Regions from separate parts of the Homo sapiens genome. Here region 2 is linked to region 1. Evidence: chromatin loops called from intact Hi-C (ENCODE). Cell type or tissue: endothelial cell of umbilical vein. All regions are shown on one strand. Each heading gives the region's core, and the rest is flanking DNA. Links, peaks and the distances in the headings are about the cores only. Region 1 has its middle 630 kb from the start of PRELID2. Region 2 has its middle 490 kb from the start of PRELID2.

Region 1 (2,927 bases), core at 306-2,805:
TTTATTGTTTGGAGAAATATAAATAAGTTTTTGGCAGTAAGAAAAATCATATATGAGACATAATATTTTTCAGAACCTGAGACACAGATTACCTGTGTTCAAACACCATTATGTTTTCCTTGTGTTACTACTATGGCGTTATAACTGATATTGCAGTCTTACCTCTCCCTAAGCCACTCTACAGAGGCACTCAAGCAGAGTGATCCTTTCTAACTCAGGTCTGTTTAGGTCTGTTTCTTTAGATTACTCCAGCTTCCTCTCCCCCTCACTATGTCACAGTTATTGTTTTCTAATGGGAACACACTCTGATCCACTCCCATCACCCCTCCTCTTCTACACCTACCCCATACAGTTACACAAATTCATCGAGACAACACATATCCATTCTTTGAGTCCAAACCTCACAATTTATCCAGAAACTCTTCTCTGGTCCCTTTAAGATTTGGCAACAGGAAACTTCATCTGTGCCCTGTGGCACTTTGGGCATCTCTGAATAAAGCTAGATCACTGACATATCTATCATATGATAATATTGAGTTCACTTTCCTAGCTAAACTCTAAACAATGAGGGGCAACAAAATTGAGCATACTGTAAATAATCATGTTTTATTTTCAATTGAAAATTCAATGGAATATTTTTTAAAAAAATATGTACATATTATTACTATTTGTTTAGTATTTATGTTTTAAAATGACCTACCTAATGGTTTTATAATGGAGTATAAAAGAGTAGTGCAATACAGACATAAAATATGGCTCATCAACATACAGCTCAAACCCAATGTTCTCAATTAGTTTTTCACCACATCCCCCTTAATCATTAAGACCTAACCACTCTGAATACTATGTAGTGCTCTGATACTACCATGCCCTTCTATATGTGAAAGCCTCTTAGCATTTACAGAAGATGCTCTTTTCCCCAGAATTCACACTCCACATTTCTCTGCCTGATAAAGAGACCTCCTCATCTACAGAGCAGGTCAAATGTCTTCTGTCTAGCCAGATCTCAGCACAAACCCCGCTTTCTCCTTACTTACCTCTTTCCAGAAGAGTTATTCAGGACTCTATTAATATTAATCCATACTTGTGCTGTCTAATACTGTAGCCACAGGCATATGGAGCTATATAAATTGAAATTAATTAACAGTGAATAAAATTTAAAATTCAATTGCCGGGTCACAATAGCCACATTTCAAGTGTTCAGCAATCACATGTAGCTAGTGGCTACCATATTGGACAGTGCAGAATATTTTCAAGTTCTATCAGAAAGCACTGGTCTATACCTTGTGCCTACCAAACTGTCACATAGTAGGCACTCAGTAATATGTCTATGATTGTTGAATAAACGATTAATGAATAGAATCAATTAGTATCTCTAATATAATTCTTGCAACTGTCAAGAGTTTGGGGAGGAAACAAACTTCAATTTAGCCATTCAAGTGAAGACAGTTTAAATAAAGGATCTATTTCTAGGTTATTGCATGACAAAGGGAATAAACATGAGATGTTCAAGCACCCAGAGAAAAGCAACGATGGAAGTCACTATAACTAAAAGAGTTGAAGGAACAAGGGATGAGGAAGTCCTGTTGCCCAGAACCATGTGGGAGTTGACGCTGCAGAGAAACAGAGAGGACACCAGGAGAGTAATCATGGAGATGCACAGTCACTGCCAGAAAGTAGATGCTGGAACAGGAAGAGAGGAAGGAAGAAAAACTCTGGCCCCTCTAATCTCTTGCCAGTGACTCATTGGCTAAACCCAACTTGAATCCAGATGGTAAGTGGGAAATTCATTAATGTCACCCTCCCAGGGCACAAAGCACGGAAAGGAAGGGTAAAGAATGAGTCTATGGGGTAGATAAGTAAAGAATAACATTCTTATTCATTATACAGCTTCATGCATCTAGTTGCATATCTTTGTCACCCTCTAGACTGGAATCACCTTAACTAAAGGAATGTGTCTGATTTACCCCCAATGCATACCACAGTGAATGACACAGTGGGTATTCAATAATTCATGTTGAATAAATGAAGTAATCTTAATCCTTCCTATGTTAGGTGGATGTTTTCAGAAGATGGGGTTGCTGTTTGTGTGGATTGCTTGTCTTCATATGATTATGGTAAATACATGGACTTCAAATCTTGGAATTATTTGACAAAATAAAAATACTCATATATATTTTAACCATTGAAGCCATGCTTTCGGGTTTTGACACAATTGTCAATATATCCTCTGGCAGGCTTAGCAAATATGTCTTTTTCATTTTCCTTGGCATACATCTTATCCTGATATCATAAGCAGCTGACAACTCAGTCCCCAACAGAAAAGTGATCAAACACTCAACAAAAGCACCACTTTCTTCAACAATAGGCATGATATGCTATCAGATCTCCTGGCAGAATTTCTGAGAAAATGGATTGAGTCAAAAGGAGCACCAGACCACAAAAAAATGGCTTAAAAACAACATAACAGAGAACCTGCGTAACAAATGCAGAGGACTGGGTGATGTTTCATGGATCAACAAAAATATATTTCATTTGGCTTTATTTTCTGTTTGGCAGAATGTCACACATGAAGCAAAGCTCCATATAATTACCAATATGTTGTCATCACACTTAAGTTACTTTTATATAATTTTAAAGAACTCAAGTTCTGCCTTCTATCAATTTTAACTTATGTGATATCGCAGCACAATTCCCATTACATAATCAGACTCCTTCACATAATCTATGTCAAGCCTCCATAATAATAGTTCAATTTGAGGTACTAGTTTGAGAGAGAGAAGAATTTCCACTTTTCTCACTGATGATGTTAATAAGGGCTCTGATTTGATGGTCACAAGCCTAGAGGCCTGTTATTTAATCAGGTTTTCTGTTCAATTTCGAGGGAGTGAATGGAGCCATCCTGTCCCAAAAAGAATGTTCTATCA
Region 2 (2,927 bases), core at 112-2,611, 140 kb after region 1:
ACTACCACCACCCCGCACCCCCGCCCCACCCCACACATATATGTACACATTTAGCCATTTTACACACTTCTCACTAGAATCACAAATACACTGTGGGGGGAGGCATTTTTATCCCAACTTTCAGATATATAAACTGAGTCCCAGCTGCAAATGAGCATTAAGGCAAATTGCAAATAGCTAGGAGTCTGCTGGTCCTAGGCTTGTGTAAACAGTGACAAAACAGAGAAAGTTAAAGACCATTTCTCTAAGAGTTCTCACTCTAGTCTCTTTTCTGCTTCTCACCAGTCTGTGACCTAGGGCAAATTACTCAGCCTTTGAAATTCTGTTTATTCATCTGTGAAGCAAAGGGATTGAGTTATGTATTCTTAAAGTACCCCCAGCACTAACATTCTATGAGTTAATTTTACAGTGTTAATATTAATAATTCCTCTAAAGATAAAAACTCAGGATTCCAAAAAAGACTCAGAGGAAGTAAAGCTCACATTTGAATTGCAGTCAGCATTTGGTGATCTTAATCTCATATCTGTTTGATTGCTAAGATGTGTAAGATTGACAGCACTGATAGCTTCTACTCAAGAGACAGTTTGAGGAACAGGTTCACTAACATTGCCCATTGCATTAGTAACATCATTTAAGGAAAATACTATCCCTTCTCCTATTCTTGGCCCAAGATAATGCACTAAATTGTTTTAGAATGGGAAAGGAATTATTGACTAAAGATAGCCTAACAGGGCTGTTCCATTTTAGGGGCTTTAAAACTAATAGCAGCTAAGAATAAGATTTAGAAGGGCTATAATTGCAAAATGAGCATCAGAAACCTGGATCTTTTCCTAGAGCCCAGCTATTTCTACACTGTCAGAGTAAATTATTGACAAAACCATCTGGCCCTTTTCAAGAGAACACTATACTCTCAGTTCTGGACAGGTGATATGTTTTAGTCTGTCAATGGAGAAAGAAGCTGATTTTAGCCTCAAAGCATTGATAATTCCTCTGGACTTGCACTTCCTATGTGTGAACTCTGCTTATCTTTACATGCCAGAAAGGAAGAACATCCATTTTAGGCCTAAGAGAGATGAAATTGAAAGCAAATAAATTAACTGTGAGCATCCTAGACTATGGTCTTAAACACTGCTTGATCTGGATAAAGAAATATATCCACATTCTTTGAAGTGGATATGGTCAGTGTTCCCCCTTCATCTGATTTTATAGTGTTAAAGCTTCTATGTGTGTATCGGAAGGGGAAATAGCTGGTCCTGTGGGGAAAAGAGAAGTTTTCCTTCTTAAACAGCAGATCTCCCTGGGTGGACAGGGTGTAAAACCACAAAGTTCTGCATCTAAGAAACTTCTGCACAGAAGGTCAGTGCATGTTTATTTCTGTTCAGCTAATATTGCCCACTAGTGGCGAAGCTAGATCTGTGTCTATGGCCAAGCCTGGCCTTCAGGCTGCCACTCCAATTCAGAAAGCTGAGTTGAAAAAAATAAAAATGGTACAGCCATGTGATCTTTTTATTCCCACCTCTTTGAAAGTTTTGTAGTGAAGAAATGAGCCTCAAGGGGAATGCATCTTTCCAGTTCACCCACATTAGTAGTCATGTCGAGTGGAGCATTTATATGGCCTTTTAGAGACCATTCTTGAAAATTGCTGTTTCCTCAAAAATAGGGCAGATGCTATCAACCTGGGCTTCCTCTTTGGATTTGATTCAAATTTCACTGTAGCTCACAAAGATTCCGGAGTTTAAATAAGGGTTTGTGGTGGCTATTTTATTATCCATGGAGTTTTCTTTTTCTATTTTTAGCTATTTGTGCTAGTTTTTGAGTTTTGGAGTTTCAGAGCAGTGAGGTGGTTGAGGGTTCATTCTTTCCTGCCTCTTAGTAGCAGCTTTTACCCCCTTTGAGTAAATAATACCACCCCTGTTTGAAAGGATTCTAGAAAATATTCTGTATGATACTGTAGTGGTAGATAATATAAGATGTTAATAATAGGGGTAACTGTCTGTTGGCATATATTGAAACTCTCTGTACTATCTCTTCAGTATTTTTGAAAATCTAAAATTTCTAAAAATGAAAGTCTATTTTTTAAAAAGACAAGGTTTACCCCTAGCAGAACTATTGAGGGAAAGACGCTTTACCATTTTGATTCAAATGGTTCCCATGTTTTAGGTCAGAGTCACTGTGTATTTTTAGCAGAAAAAAAAGAACCTGAACAAGCAGGCAGTAACATCTTCTAAAGAACAAGGTCTTAGAACATTAAGAAGCAATAAACAGGCAATTTATCCTGAGGTCCTCTATGTCAGCAAGGAATCCATGATCAGTTAAAGACATCAGAAAAGTTACGTGGCAACAAACAAGAGAAATAAAAACATTGTCAATAAACACATTAGTGAATGTGGCTGAAATCTTCACATCACATTTTGCCATTGCCCTACCATTTCCCTTATGCAGAAGTCCATCAAAACATAATCAGTGAATCTAAGAATAAAACCACAATATTCTCCTCTAACTCTGGGCTCTTCCTTTGTTCCTAATCTGAGAGAATAAAATCATGACCAATCCAAGTAGCAAGCAAGGGATTTTGAAGCCAACCTTATAGTCCCTTTTTCTATGCTATAACCAAATCTGTCCATTTACCTCTTAAATATAATGATCAAATCCATCAATTTCTCCCACCCCCAGTAGCATTACAGTCATCACCAACAGAAACATTCTATACCTGCCATTGTCTCTCACTTAAATTAATGCAATAAATTCTTAATAGTACAAATATGTTAAGACAAGAGGGTATTGCTTTTCTTTCTTTTTCCTTTTTTAGGATTTTTTTCTATTATAAATTGCAGCCATTTTTTTTTTTACAATTCACTATTCTACATATTTTATCTTTGCATCCTTTCCAACAATGGTATAATTGTGTAGAGACATTTAGAGAGTTC

Evidence for each region. Peaks named below come from ENCODE experiments on the same cell type or tissue, not always from the same donor. Only the 100,000 strongest peaks of a DNase experiment are listed, where the experiment ranks them.
Region 2: it touches region 1 in a loop (2.3-fold over the local background); 1 of 110 quality-filtered maps calls a loop at or near these places.

What each region holds. Positions count from the first base shown.
Region 1 is chr5:145,201,651-145,204,577 of GRCh38, forward strand. No RefSeq gene overlaps it. Among named protein-coding and RNA genes, the nearest start is that of PRELID2, 630 kb to the right of the region's middle. In endothelial cell of umbilical vein, for the core only: no CTCF peak of the experiment used is centred there; a DNase peak (open chromatin) is centred at 1,701; H3K27ac peaks cover 775 bases.
Region 2 is chr5:145,345,806-145,348,732 of GRCh38, forward strand. It overlaps a transcript of PRELID2 not described here. Among named protein-coding and RNA genes, the nearest start is that of PRELID2, 490 kb to the right of the region's middle. In endothelial cell of umbilical vein, for the core only: a CTCF peak has its summit at 1,416 (motif pointing left); a DNase peak (open chromatin) is centred at 1,576.